Regions from separate parts of the Homo sapiens genome. Here all the other regions are linked to region 3. The links are chromatin contacts, found by Hi-C or POLR2A ChIA-PET in ENCODE. All regions are on one chromosome and are shown on one strand. Each heading gives the region's core, a stretch centred on a gene start or an enhancer-like site at or near the end of the contact. The rest is flanking DNA. Distances are from core to core; before and after follow the strand shown. Region 1 holds the start of APOBEC3H (apolipoprotein B mRNA editing enzyme catalytic subunit 3H). Region 2 holds the start of MIEF1 (mitochondrial elongation factor 1). Region 3 has its middle 26 kb from the start of SNORD83B.

What was found. Hi-C counts contacts between places; a loop is a spot of excess contacts on that map. ChIA-PET counts read pairs that join two places held with the same protein, here RNA polymerase II (POLR2A). Pooled maps may share reads with other maps.
Region 1: a pooled map shows a loop between it and region 3 (2.4-fold over the local background). The contact joins the promoter of APOBEC3H here to the enhancer-like site in region 3. A Hi-C loop is called at or near these places in 1 of 50 pooled maps. POLR2A ChIA-PET finds 5 or more read pairs at or near these places in 2 of 52 experiments (WTC11 and activated CD4-positive, alpha-beta T cell).
Region 2: a pooled map shows a loop between it and region 3 (2.3-fold over the local background). The contact joins the promoter of MIEF1 here to the enhancer-like site in region 3. A Hi-C loop is called at or near these places in 2 of 50 pooled maps. POLR2A ChIA-PET finds 5 or more read pairs at or near these places in 3 of 52 experiments (K562, PC-9 and WTC11).

The regions. Positions count from the first base shown.
Region 1 is chr22:39,095,538-39,099,775 of GRCh38, forward strand. It overlaps APOBEC3H (apolipoprotein B mRNA editing enzyme catalytic subunit 3H), which reads left to right and starts at 1,707. Exons shown (of 5, transcript NM_181773.5): 1 at 1,707-1,806. RefSeq lists enhancers at 829-2,028, 1,351-2,238, 1,569-1,908, 2,239-3,125.
Region 2 is chr22:39,500,185-39,504,225 of GRCh38, forward strand. MIEF1 (mitochondrial elongation factor 1) reads left to right here and starts at 2,106. Exons shown (of 6, transcript NM_019008.6): 1 at 2,106-2,253; 2 at 4,019-4,041. It overlaps LOC105373035 (a long non-coding RNA gene), which reads right to left and starts at 1,976. Exons shown (of 3, transcript XR_938263.4): 1 at 1,850-1,976; 2 at 1,080-1,408; 3 at 308-384. RefSeq lists enhancers at 1,886-2,387, 2,245-2,294, 2,388-2,887 and a silencer at 2,395-2,504.
Region 3 is chr22:39,285,409-39,289,431 of GRCh38, forward strand. No RefSeq gene overlaps it. Among named protein-coding and RNA genes, the nearest start is that of SNORD83B, 26 kb to the right of the region's middle. Within about 2 kb of position 1,848, at least 4 of the 41 ENCODE cell types and tissues checked have a DNase peak (open chromatin) inside an H3K27ac peak, as active enhancers do.

The DNA of each region.
Region 1 (4,238 bases), core at 457-2,956, 190 kb before region 3:
TTGGTGTGGAACCTAGACTCCGCAGTGACTGCCCCTAGTCCTCGCCCTTGGGATTCAACTTTCCTAGGGGTTCTTTGGTTTTTCTTTTTCTTTTCTTTTAGACAGAGTCCCGTTCTTGTCGACCAGGCTAGAGTGCAGTGGCACAATCTCGGCTCGCTGCAACCTCTGCCTCCCAGGTTCGAATGATTCCCCTGCTTCAGACTCCTGAGTAGCTGGGATTACAGATGCCCGCCACCACGCCTGGCTAATTTTTGTATTTTTAGTAGAGACGAGGTTTCACCGTGTTGCCCAGGCTGGTCTCGAACTCCTGACCTCAGGTCATCAGCCTGCCTGAGCCTCCCGAAGTGCTGGGATTACAGGCGTGAGCCACAGCACCTGGCCTGGCTCTTTGGTGTTTATGATCTGAAGGGTGTTGGTTGATATGCATGAAGACGAGGACATGGGTTCCAGAATGCAAATGTGAAGTCCAGGTCCTTCATCTCTGACCTGGGAGGCCCTTTAGGAGCAGTAAGTCCCCTCCCTCGTGTCTCCTCTCCTGCTCCTTTCCATGGAGCAATGAAGAACCTCAAAGTAGCTAGCTGTGGGGGAGAAGGGACACAGGAAGTCCTGGCCAGCACTCCAGCTCTGCTGTTGATTTGCTGTGTGACGTGGGGACAGTATCTTAGCCTCTCTGTGCTTGGGACCTCCTCTGACTGTCAGGATCACTGCCCTCCCCTCCCAGTGCTATCTGGGGACTGGGCTAGATAATGGGCACTGGATCCGCTGGAGATGCAGTCCTGAGCCTGACCCCAGTGCTCATTTCACATCAGGCTCAGGGTCCTGCCAGGAGGCTGAATGCCAAAGGTCAGTGGGGTGGTGGGGAGGGGGCTGCAGCCTGCCCTGTCCACCAGGGGAGTGGCATCTGGTCTATGGTGTCAGCCCTGGTCTGGATCCCTGCTCCTTTCTGTGGCTTCTATTCCTTTCATTTATTTTAGTTTAGTTTAGTTTTTGAGACGGAGTTTTGTTCTTATTGCCCAGGCTGGAGTGCGGTTGGCCAGGTTGATTTTGAACTCCTGACTTCAGGCAATCCACCTGCCTCAGCCTCCCAAAGTGCTGGGATAACAGGCACCGTGACCAGCCATCAATTCCTTTCTTTTTTCTTTCTTTTTTATTTTTATTTATTTATTTATTTTTTGAGACAGGGTCTCGTTCTGTTGCCAGGGTGGAGTGCAGTGGTGCGACGTCGGCTCACTGCAACCTCTGCCTCCAAGGTTCAAGCAATTTCCCTGCCTCAGCCTCCCAAGCAGCTGGAACTACAGGCGCAGGCCACCAAACCTGGCTAATTTTTTGTATTTTAGCAGAGACGGGGTTTCACCATGTTGGCCAGGATGGTCTTCATCTCCTTACCTTGTAATTTGCCCACCTCAGCCTCCCAAAGTGTTCGGATTACAGGTGTGAGCCACCGCATCTGGCCTTTGTTCTTTTGTAAACTATACCTGGGGAGGGAGTTGAGTCTGGCTGTACCTGGAGAGGGAATTGGGGGTGGGAGGATGGGAGGTGAGCCACCTCCATCAGACTTCCCCTGCCAAGCCCGAGGAAATAGAGAAAGAAAGGAGCCTGAGGGATCTGAAGCACCCCAGGGCCCTCCCACTCCAGTCCCACAAAAGGAAGAGGGTGGAGCCACCCTCATCAAGCAGTGACTTTTTGTGACTTTTGGGAGAGCTGACCTTTTGTGACTTTTGGGAGAGCTGCCAAAAGTGAAACTTAGTGCCTCAGACAAGCAGGGGCAAGTCTGCTAAGGAAGCTGTGGCCAGAAGCACAGATCAGGTACTGCCGCCCACTCTGTCCACTGGGCCCTCTGCTGCCACTTCCTGCCTGGCAGCCCTTCTGTGCCTCAGCCCTGGCCTCCCGCTGCCCCAGCCCCAGCCCTGGGCTCCTTCTCCTCTGGCTCCCCTGCCATCCCCACTCCCACCCAGGCTCTTTGCCCTGCTGTGTGGTCACCCCACTGCTGCTTCTGAACGGGCCGCCTCCCCGGCCTGCACCAGCCCAAGACCCCTGCTGAGACTCTCCCCTAAGAGTCATGGCTGGGCTAGTGCTCCCCACCTTGGGAGGGTGCTCTCTCTGTGTGCTTCCTGCCATTCCTGGGCTCTGGAACTGGGAGAACTGAACTAAAGGATGATGGGAGCAATCTGGAATTTTGTTCACAGTGCTTTGATGAACTTTGTGTAAGATTACTTTGTTTCAATACAAAGTCTTAGGAGAGGGTGTGGGGAGGCAATGATCTCTGAAGCACAAGGCAAATCATCTCTTCCAAGGATGTCTCCACTGTGGGCAGAGGAGGATGCAGATGACCCTGAACACACACTCCTCCTCCATGATCAGTATTCACATTCACCGTTTATAATGACACCAGTAACACGGAATATACGGAAAAACTCAATGATCAGGAGAAATGCTTTTATTTTAAAATTTAGGAAGAAGAGAGCCTGGTTCCCAAAGGCTCCCTCCTGCAGGGCCCGTGATGCAGAGGCTGGCAGGGCTGGCCAGGAAAGTGGCCCAGCTCCATGGCCTGGGCAGGTTACCCCACCTCTCTGCACCTCTGGCCCCTCCTCTGTAAGATGAGAATGGCCCCTGCAGGCCTAGGGCAGCCTCACGTGAGCTCAGATCCTCTCAGCACTTAGAAGAGTGGCCTGGGCCTGGGGATGGAAGTGCTACCCTGATTTTTTGTTTCGTTTTGTTTTTTTGAGAAGGGGTGTCTCAGTCTGTTGCCCAGGCTGGAGCGCAATCTCGGCTCACTACAAGCTCCACCTCCTGGGTTCACGCCATTTTCCTGCCTGGCCAGGCAAAATGGCTCATGCCTGTAATCCCAACACTTTGGGAAGCTGAGAGGGGAGGATCATCACTAAAGGCCAGGAGTTCCAAACCAGCCTGGGCAACACAGGGAGACCCCCTTATCTACTAAAACTAAAAAAATAAAATAAAATAACATGAATAGGTAAAATGCCAGGAATTAATTGAACTGAAATATTAAGAGCTCTTATTTTGAAGGGGAGAATTTTATTCACTTTTCTTATTTTTAATGGGTTAGAGGATGGGTGGCAGAAATACTGGGAGGATGGGAGATCCATCCCTGGAAAGACCAGAGCTAGGGCCCTGAGCTGGGAGAGGTCACCCCGGCCCTGCTGCCCCTGCCAGCATCTCCTTCTCTTCTCCTCTCCCTGGTCTTCCTGCTTGGGAAAGCTGCAGAAATTCTCAGGACTTGGAGGCTTGAAATGCTCAGGGGTTTTCCAGAAAGCAGAATAGAAAGTAGATGGGCAACCATCAATCAGACAGGCCAAAGAAAAGGAGCTCAGGCCCTCGGGGAGACAGGAGGTGAGCGCATGGGTCACAATCCTGGCGGGGCGCGGTGGCTCACGCCTATAATCCCAGCACTTTGGGAGGCCGAGGTGGGTGGATCACCTGAGGTCAAAGGAGTTCAAGACCAGCCTGGCCAACATGGTAAAACTCCATCTCTACAAAAATACAAAAATTAGCCGGGCATGAAGGAGGGCGCTTGTAATTCCAGCTACTTGGGAGGCTGAGGCAGGAGAATTGCTTGAACCCGGGAGAATCACTTGAACCTGGTAGGTGGAGCTTGCAGTGAGCTGAGATTGGACCACTGCACTCCAGCCTGGGCAACAGAGCAAGACTCTCTCTCAAAAACAAAAAAAAAGCAAAATCCAAAATTGAATCCTCTGTAGAATGTAATCACAATTCAGGAGAGCAAAATCTATGTAATTTCTTCAGCCAAAAATGTGTCACAACACTCCCTTGGTGACAACAGCTTTTCTGTTCACTCAACTGTGTTCTGTGCAGACAAACTTGTCAAACACACACCTGAGCAAAGAGCACAGTGCTGGAGGAAGCCCCAGTTTCCACCCCATCACTCCCCAAGGGGAAGGGTTCTGGTATTGGACATGTAGGGGTCGAGAGGCCTGTGGACCTCAAGGAGGGGGTGTCCAACTGCAGCTGGAAAGAGGGATCTGGGACTCAGGCCAGAGGCGTGTGAGCAGCTCAGAGCAGCTCTGAGCCCAGGGGAGCCAGAAAGGCACACCCACAGTTCTCAGGCAGGGGATCCCCACCCAACCCAGGAAGAATAGTGACGAGGTCGGGGCATCCCCATGCAAAGAGCCTCAGCTGTGGGCAGCAGCCGGTGCCCTCCCAGGTGGGAGGATGGGAGATAGCAGACAAGGTGGGAGGGAGCACTCCCCTCCTCCTGT
Region 2 (4,041 bases), core at 856-3,355, 220 kb after region 3:
GAAACCTGGCAGAGCCCTGAGGTTTGGGTCAGTGCCCCCTGCCGTGGGTCTCTGGCCTACAAAGGCACCATGGGTACGTACATGTAAGTGCTAGATACCACCTCACTGCCCACACTCCATTGCCACGGAAGCATCGGGGGCAGGGAGAGGCCTTGTCAGTCTAAGTAAAGATAAGACCCTGAAGAGCAAGTGGATCTAGAGGGGCTGATCCGAAGGGGAGACCCCTCCAAATGACCTCCCTCTGTCCCTCCCTCCGAAAAATAACATTCCATAGAACAAGAAAGTCAGGAGAGATATGAAGAGGTCATCTGGTATGCCGATGGAAATGCCACCAATTATATTTATTTGGGTCACAAAATTCTTTAAAAAGCAAATTAGGGCAGCCTGAAAGAGTGGAAAGAACACACATTTCAGAGTAAGACAGACTTGGCTTCCACTGAAAGCTTCTTTCCTTCTTAGCTCAGTGTCTTAGAAACTACTATGCCTCTCTCCATCTTGGTTTTCTTTTCTTTTCTTTTTCTTTTTTTTGAGACCGAGTCTTGTTCTGTCGCCCAGGCTGGAGTACAGTAGCGTGATCTTGGCTCACTGCAACCTCTGCCTCCCAGGCTCAAGCAATTCTCCTGCCTCAGCCTCCCAAGTAACTGGGATTACAGGTACAATGCCACCACTCCCGGCTAATTTTTGTATTTTTAGTAGAGATGGGGTTTCACCATGTTGGTCAGGCTGGTCTCGAACTCCTGACCTCAAGTAGATCCGCCCACCTCAGCCTCCCAAAGTGCTGGGATTACAGACGTGAGCCACCGTGCCCAGCCCTGCAACAGACTCTTGATTGGTCTCCCTGCCTCAGCCCTGGTTCCATTCCGTTATTCTCAAGCCAGACAGATCCCATTGAAAGGGAAGTCAGATCCCAGCACTTCTTGGCTCTGAACCCTGCTGTGGTTCCTTTGCACCCGCCATCTCCCTCCCAGTTCTGGTAAGGGCCTCCCCTCTGGCCTCTTTCCCAGCTCCTGCTCACTCAGCTGCGAAAGCACTGGCTTTCTCCCTGTGGCTCCTAGACCACGCTGAGCTTAAAGGCTTACCTGGGGGGAGGCCTGAAATGCTCTTCCCTGCAATGTTCTTCTCCTGGTTCTCGTCCTTTTATCAGATAGCCTGACTATTCTGCAATTGCCCACCCCTCTACTGGTAGATATTACCTTTTAATCCTCACCACAGCCCCAAGGCTGGGTGAGGTTAGGAAACTTGGCAGAGGGCAGCTGTCCCTAAGTGGTGGAACTGGAACTAGGAGCCAGCGGTGGCCCCGGTGGCCCCGGACTCCAAAGCCCCAGGCCCTGGGCTTGGCAGAGCCAGGCATGGAGGGAGGCAGTTGGGGGAGGGAGCTTCCATAGAGACACGGCCTCCGTCCTCAAATCTAGTGAGAGACAGAGAAGCAAATGGATAAATTACAGTGCCTGGCATATGGTAGGCGCCAAGAAATACGTTTTGTTGTTGAACAGATTATGAGGCGTAAGATGTGCAGACATTTCCGTGGGGCCCAAAGAAGGCACGTGAGTGTGTTAGAGGGAGGCGAGGAAGGGGCTGGGAGAGATTTCCCAGTGAAGGGGGGCATTTGAGGTAGACTTTGAAGGAAGGGTAGGAGTTTGCCAGAAGCCATGGGGCCTGGGGAGTAGGAACAGCATGGAGGGATGAAAAGAAGGCGATCTGAGAAAATGGGTTTTGAGGAGCTCTGAATATTAGTGTTAGAATTCCCTCAGGTACCCCAGGGCCCCAGCCAGAGATCAGCATATACAGTACAGGAGGCTGGCCAGGTACCCCGACAGGCTAAGGGGTTGCCAGCAGGTGAGGGGCCTACCCGGTGCGGCAGCCTTGTTGGACAGCGAGGCTACCTCCTGCCCTCTGAACTTCTGCCAGCATCGGGACCACCCCGGTACCCACAGCCGGACCCGGACACCGGAGTCCTCTGGGGGCGGGGCGCGAGTGGCCTCTGCAGGCCAGTCCCTTGGTGAGGTCACACACGGAGGCGGGGCTCAGGATTGGGGGGCGGAATCATGCGCAGGGGGCGGGGCCCGAGAGAGAGCTTGGAGAAGACCGGAAGTCCCTCCGCCTCCACTCGCCCTCGTGCTCCCTTCAGCCCCTTCGCAGCTCCGTGCGCAAGGTCGTGTCCCGGAAGTGAAGGGGCCATGTTGATGGGTGACCCGGGGAGAGGTACCCGGCCAGAGGCGAGTCCTGCGGAGTGGTAGCGCGCACGGCCTGCGGGTGAGTGAGAGAAGGAATGAGGGCCGCCGGCGGCTGGGCGGCGGGGAGGTTGCAGCGCCTCCTCTCAGGCTGCTGCCGGCGCCTCGCATGCGGCCCGGAGTCAGGATACCAGCATGCAGCCGGGGGTCTCGCCCCATCCCGCCCTGGACTTTCCCCTGGGAGACCCCTCGGCTGCCCCGCCCCGCCCCAACCTCGGAGACCTCCAGTGCCCCGAAGCAGGCCTGCCCTGGCCTCTGGGCCTCCGCACCCCGGCCCGGCCCCCACGGTTGGTGAAGTGCAGACTGGCTGGGGCTCAGCCGCCCAGTCGCCCAGCGACCTTGTAGTTACAGCCCTCGCCGTGACAGTCGCCTTTTACAGCATCAAACACTTCTGTTGATTTTCTGCATCGGGAGGTCCTTAGGGCCGAGGGATCTCTTAAACAGTTGAGGAAAAATGGGCAGGGATGGTGGCTTGCTCAAGCTTGCGCAGGAAGTTAGCAAGGCCGGAGGCTAAGGGCTCGCGGACTTTGGGCCCAAAGTCCAATCTTTTTTTCCAGCCAAATACTTCCCCCACTTGGTGTCATTTCTTTATTTCTGAAACGGAGGTGATCATTTCTTCCACATAGGGACGTTGTGAAATTCTCTCCGTTACGCATAATTTTGAGCCCCTTGTATGTGCCAAGCGCTGTGCTGGGAAAGTTCGTGGAGCACCCAGAAGTGCTGTACACACGGTCCGGCTCCAGCAAAGGGTAACTCATTCCAGAGGCAGGCAGAGTTGGGGTCAGGAGTGCAGCCCTCCCCTTGACAGCTGTGGGCCCGCGGGCAAGTTACTTCCCTCTGGGAGATTGTTTCCTCCACTTAAAATGGGGTAATGTTGACCCCTAGGGTAGCTGACAGAATGAGTTGTTATGTGAGACATGCTTCGAACATTGCACGTTGTATATAGTGCAATATAATGCAATAAGCATTTACTGTTACTAAGAACCCTGACCACCTTCTAGATTCTTAATTTAAATGTGGTCATGGGCAACAAAGCACTTTACAGATATGCTTGTGTAAGGGTTTATTGTTACTGAAGGAAGGCAGTGGCAGTTTATACTTAAATGTAATTATTTATTGAGCATTTACAAACCTGGCTAGGTGCTACTAATAATATCTGCTGTTGATAGAGTGCTTCGTGTGTGCCAAGTGCTGTTCTAAACATATTCACATACATTAAACTCATTTAGTGCTTATGCCAACCGTATGGGCAAAATATGATTTTTATCCTCACTTCACAGATGAGGAACTGAGACAGTCACAGAGAGGTTAGGAGACTTGCCCACGGTCATGCAGCTCGTAAGTGCTGGTGCCAGGATTCAAGTATGGCTGAGTGCTTGTCTTCAACCCTCCTAGATCACCCCCTGTGGTGAAGTTCTATTACCGTTCATTACGTGCACAGTTCTCAAAATAATCCTATGTGGTAGGTACTATTGCCATAATATCCTAATCTCCATTTTATAAGTGAGGAAGCTGGTGCTCAGCGGGGGTTCAGTCCTTTGCCCAAAGTCATATGGCAAGTAAGTGGCAGGGCCAGGATTTGAGCCCTGGTGAACCACAACCTGTATGTTTCCAGAATGGGCATCCAGAGGCTGGGGTCTCTAGTTCTAGTCTTGCCATTAAGTCATACGGTGACCTGGAGCGGGGGGTCTCTGGAACTTGGATTAAAAAGCCCTCACATAGTCTCTACAGGTCCTTTTGTTATTAATTCTGATACTAGGCTTGTATGTCTTTCCTTCTGTTTATAGTGTGACACCCAGCCCCTGCCAGT
Region 3 (4,023 bases), core at 598-3,097:
AATGGAGGGGACTCCAAGGCAGGCGACCAGTATCTAATGCAGAGCCTCCTGCCCTGTTCCAGACCTCAGAACTCCAGCCAGGGCCACAAGTCAGCCTAGTGCAGACCATAGACCACCCCACCCACCCCTGCTCATTTCCTTTACATTTTTTTCTTTCTTTCTTTTTTTTTTTTTTTTTTTTTTTGAGACAGTCTCACACTGTTGTCCGAGCTGGAGTGCAGTGGCACTATCTCGGCTCATTGCAACCTCTGCCTTCCAGGTTCAAGTGATTCTCCTGCCTTAGCCTCCCCAGTAGCTGGGATTACAGGTGTCCACCACCAAACCCGGCTAATTTTTTTTTTTTTTTTTTTTTTTGTATTTTTAGTAGAGATGGGATTTCACTATGTTGGCCAGGCTGGTCTTGAACTCCTGACCTTGTGATCTGCCCACCTCGGCCTCCCAAAATGCTGTAATTACAGGCGTGAGCTGCCGTACCTGGCTTTTTTCTTTTCTTTTCCTTTTCTTTCCTTTTTTCTTTCTTTCTTTCTTTTTTTCTCTCTCTCTCTTTCTTTCTTCTTCTTTCTTTCTTCTTTCTTTTTTTTTGAGATGGTCTCACTCTGTCACCCAAGCTGGAGGGCAGAGGCACAATCTTGGCTCATGGCAGCCTCAACCACCCCAGCTCAAGCAATCCTCCTACCTCAGCCTCCCCAGTAGCTGGAACCATAGACATGCACCACCACACCCAGCTAATTTCTTTTTTCACGTATTTTTTGTAGAGACGGAGTTTAACCATGTTCTCCAGGCTGGTCTTGAACTCCTGGTCTCAAGGGATCCACCTGCCTCGGCCTCCCAAAGTGCTGGGATTACAGGCTCTGTTCACATTTTTGTGTGTGTGTGCCAAGCACAGAGGGGCCACTGTGTGCAGCTACAGAGGCCCAGCTGGCCTGGCACCTCGGCTGGAAAGGGGCAGCCTCTGGGTAGAAGAGCTGGGTGCCCAGGTGGGGAAGGCATTTCACTCACCCCCTGCCAGAGCTCCCTTGGAGCCCCAGAGTTCCAGGCTCCTGGGTCCTATCTCCTCTGCTTTCTCCAAGCCCATTCCAGGGAAACAGAAACCCAGACAGGGCTTGGAAGATGTCACTCCTGGGTCCTGAAGTGAGACCCCAGAATAGATGTTCTCCTGAGGTCCCCTCTCCTGAAGTTTTATAATTCTGGGGTTGGAAGTGTCCCATGCTGTAAAATCCAAAAGTCTGTTTCCCTGCTTCTCTTTTTCTTATTTATTTATTTATTTTGAGATAGGGTCTCACTGTGTCACCAAGGCTGAATAGCAGTGGTGCAACCATGGCTCACTGCAGCTGTGAACTCCTGAGCTCAAGTGATCTTCCCACCTCGGCCTCCCAAGTAGCTGGGACTACAGGCATGCGCCACCACACCTGGCTAACTTTTGTATTTTTTATAGAGACGAGGTCTCCCTGTGTTGCCCAGACTGGCCTTAAACTCCTGGGCTCAAGCGATCCTTGCACCTTGGCCTCCCGAAGTGCAAGGATTACAGGCATGAGCCACTGCACCAAACCTTCTCTCCTTCTTAAGATTCTGAGTTTCTGTTTTGACTCTATTTGACAGCATCAGTCAAATTGCAAACGGGCTTACCCTTTGACCCAGCAATTCTCCTTCTAAGGAATCTTCCAGCCTCCAGAAGTCATCAAGCATGTGCAGAAGAGACAAGGCAAAAGTGTTCACAGTGGCTTCTTGTGTAACCAAGGAAAACTGGGAGCTGCCCCCATCTGCACCAATGGCCAGAGCAATTTATGGAACGTTTACGGAACACCGCGTCTGGTATGTGCCTATGAAACTTCTGCATTCAACAGACAAAACTTCTGCATTCAAAACACCACATTTCAAAACAAAACTTCTGCATTCAGCATGCCACAGTCATGTGTGGAGAGCAGAGAGGAACCCTGGAGGGAGGAGCTGCAGACGGAGCAGGGCCGTGGGGCAGGTGTCTACTGGTTTCCTGTAATAAATTACCATACACTTGGTGGTGGAAATAACAGGCATTTATTCTCATAGCTCTGGAGGCTAGAAGTCCAAAATCAAGGTGTCTACAGGGCCATGCTGCCTCCACAGCTCCAGGGGGCAATCTTTCAGCTTCTGGGGACTCCCGGGTTCCTTGGCCTGTGACCGCACTGTTCAATCCCTGCCTCTGACTTCACAGGGCCCTTTCCTCTCCTGAGTCTCTGTTTGCAAATCTCCCATCCCTTTCTCTTGTAAGAACACTCTAACTGGATTTAGGATCCACCCCAACCCAGGGTGACCTCATTCTGAGATCCATACTCTAATTACATCTGCAAAAATCCTTATTCCAAATAAGGTCACGTTCTGAGGTGCAGAATAGACATGAATTTTGGGGAGATCCTTTTCAACCCACAACAATGTGGAAGGCCAATGTGTCTTCTCCATCATTTGGTCCTGCTGCAAGGAGGGTGTGTTTCTGGACCTGTGTATTATTTGTGTATCATTTCATTTATGCCTAGTGTTCCATTATTGGGAATTATTTCTGTCCTCCTTCTCAAGGTCATTGCCAAGGTCTGATTGCAAAAGTTTTAAAAATTGCAACTTAAGGCATAAATGGGTTAATTTTTTTTTTTTTTTTTTTTGAGACAGGGTGTCTGTTACCCAGGCTGGAGTGCAGTGGCACAGTCATGGCTCACTGCAGCCTTGGCCTCCTGGGTTCAAATGATCCTCCCACCGCAGCCCTGCTGAGTAGCTGAAACTATAGACATTCGCCACCACACTCGGCTAATTTTCTTTAATTTATTTTTTGTAGTGATGGAGTCTCACTCTGTTGCCCAGGCTGGTCTCAAACTCCTGGGCTCAAGCGATCCTCCCTCTTCAGCCTCCCAAGTAGCTAGGATTTCAGGTATGCACCACCACGCTTGGCTAATTTTTAAAATTATTTTAGAGACAGGGTCTCACTATGTTGCCCATTCTAGTCTGGAACTCCTGGCCTCAAGCGATCCTCCCACCTCAGCCTCCCAAAGTGCTGGGATTACAGGCATGAGTCACTGTGTCTGACCTCATTTTAACTTTCAAAAAGTTCTAAAATCCCAGAAGACAAGTTGTCTTCAAAGATCCTCTGCCTCCCAGGGTCAATGACTCCAGTTTTCTGGGAGGCCCAGGGGGCCCCTCGGCAATGAGGTGGAAATCGTCAGCATGGCAGGGTGGACGCCTCTGATACCTGCCCTGCTGACCAGGCTGGAAGTTGCTGTGGCATCCTCAGGCCTCCAGATGGTGAGCCTCCCTGAGTCAATGGCGAGGTGATGGCCGACGTTCCCAGCCCAGCACTTGCTCCGGGTAGGAGCTGGGCACCTTGGAGCATGGCAGGGCTAGGGAGTGGGGGACAGTGGACTGGGAGCTCTGCCTGGTACCAGCGGCCCACTTGCCCATGACAGGCTCCTCAAGGGTCCTGGGCAGTCACAGATCCCAACCCCTCATTTTGGGGTTTTGTTTTGTTTTTGAGACAGAGGCTTGCTCTGTTGTCCAGGCTGGAATGCAGTGGCACAATCTCGTCTCACTGCAACCTCTGCCTCCTGGAATCAAGTGATCCTCCTGCCTCAGCCTCCTGAGTAGCTGGGATTACAGGCGCCCGCCACGACGCCCGGCTAATTTTTGTACTTTTAGTAGAGACGGGGTTTCACCATGTTGGCCAGGCTGGTCTCAAACTCCTGACCTCAAGTGATCCACCTACCTCGGCCTCTCAAAGTGCTGGGATTACAGGCATGAGCCACCACACTGGGTCTCCAACCCCTTTTTTTATCAATAGGGAAACCGAGGCTGACAGAGAAGAAAGGGCTTGGCCAGGGTCACCTCCTGAATTAGGAACCATGTGGCCTGTCCCACTGCTGCTCAGCAAGAACCTCCCCAGCCTCCTCCACACCTGTTAGGGCAGCCCCAGTGCCTCTGCCAGAGTGGCTCTTCATTCTCCCCAGCTCACCCTGAGAGGAGAGCGGGAAATGACCAGCCCTGTGCACAGATGAGGGAAACTGA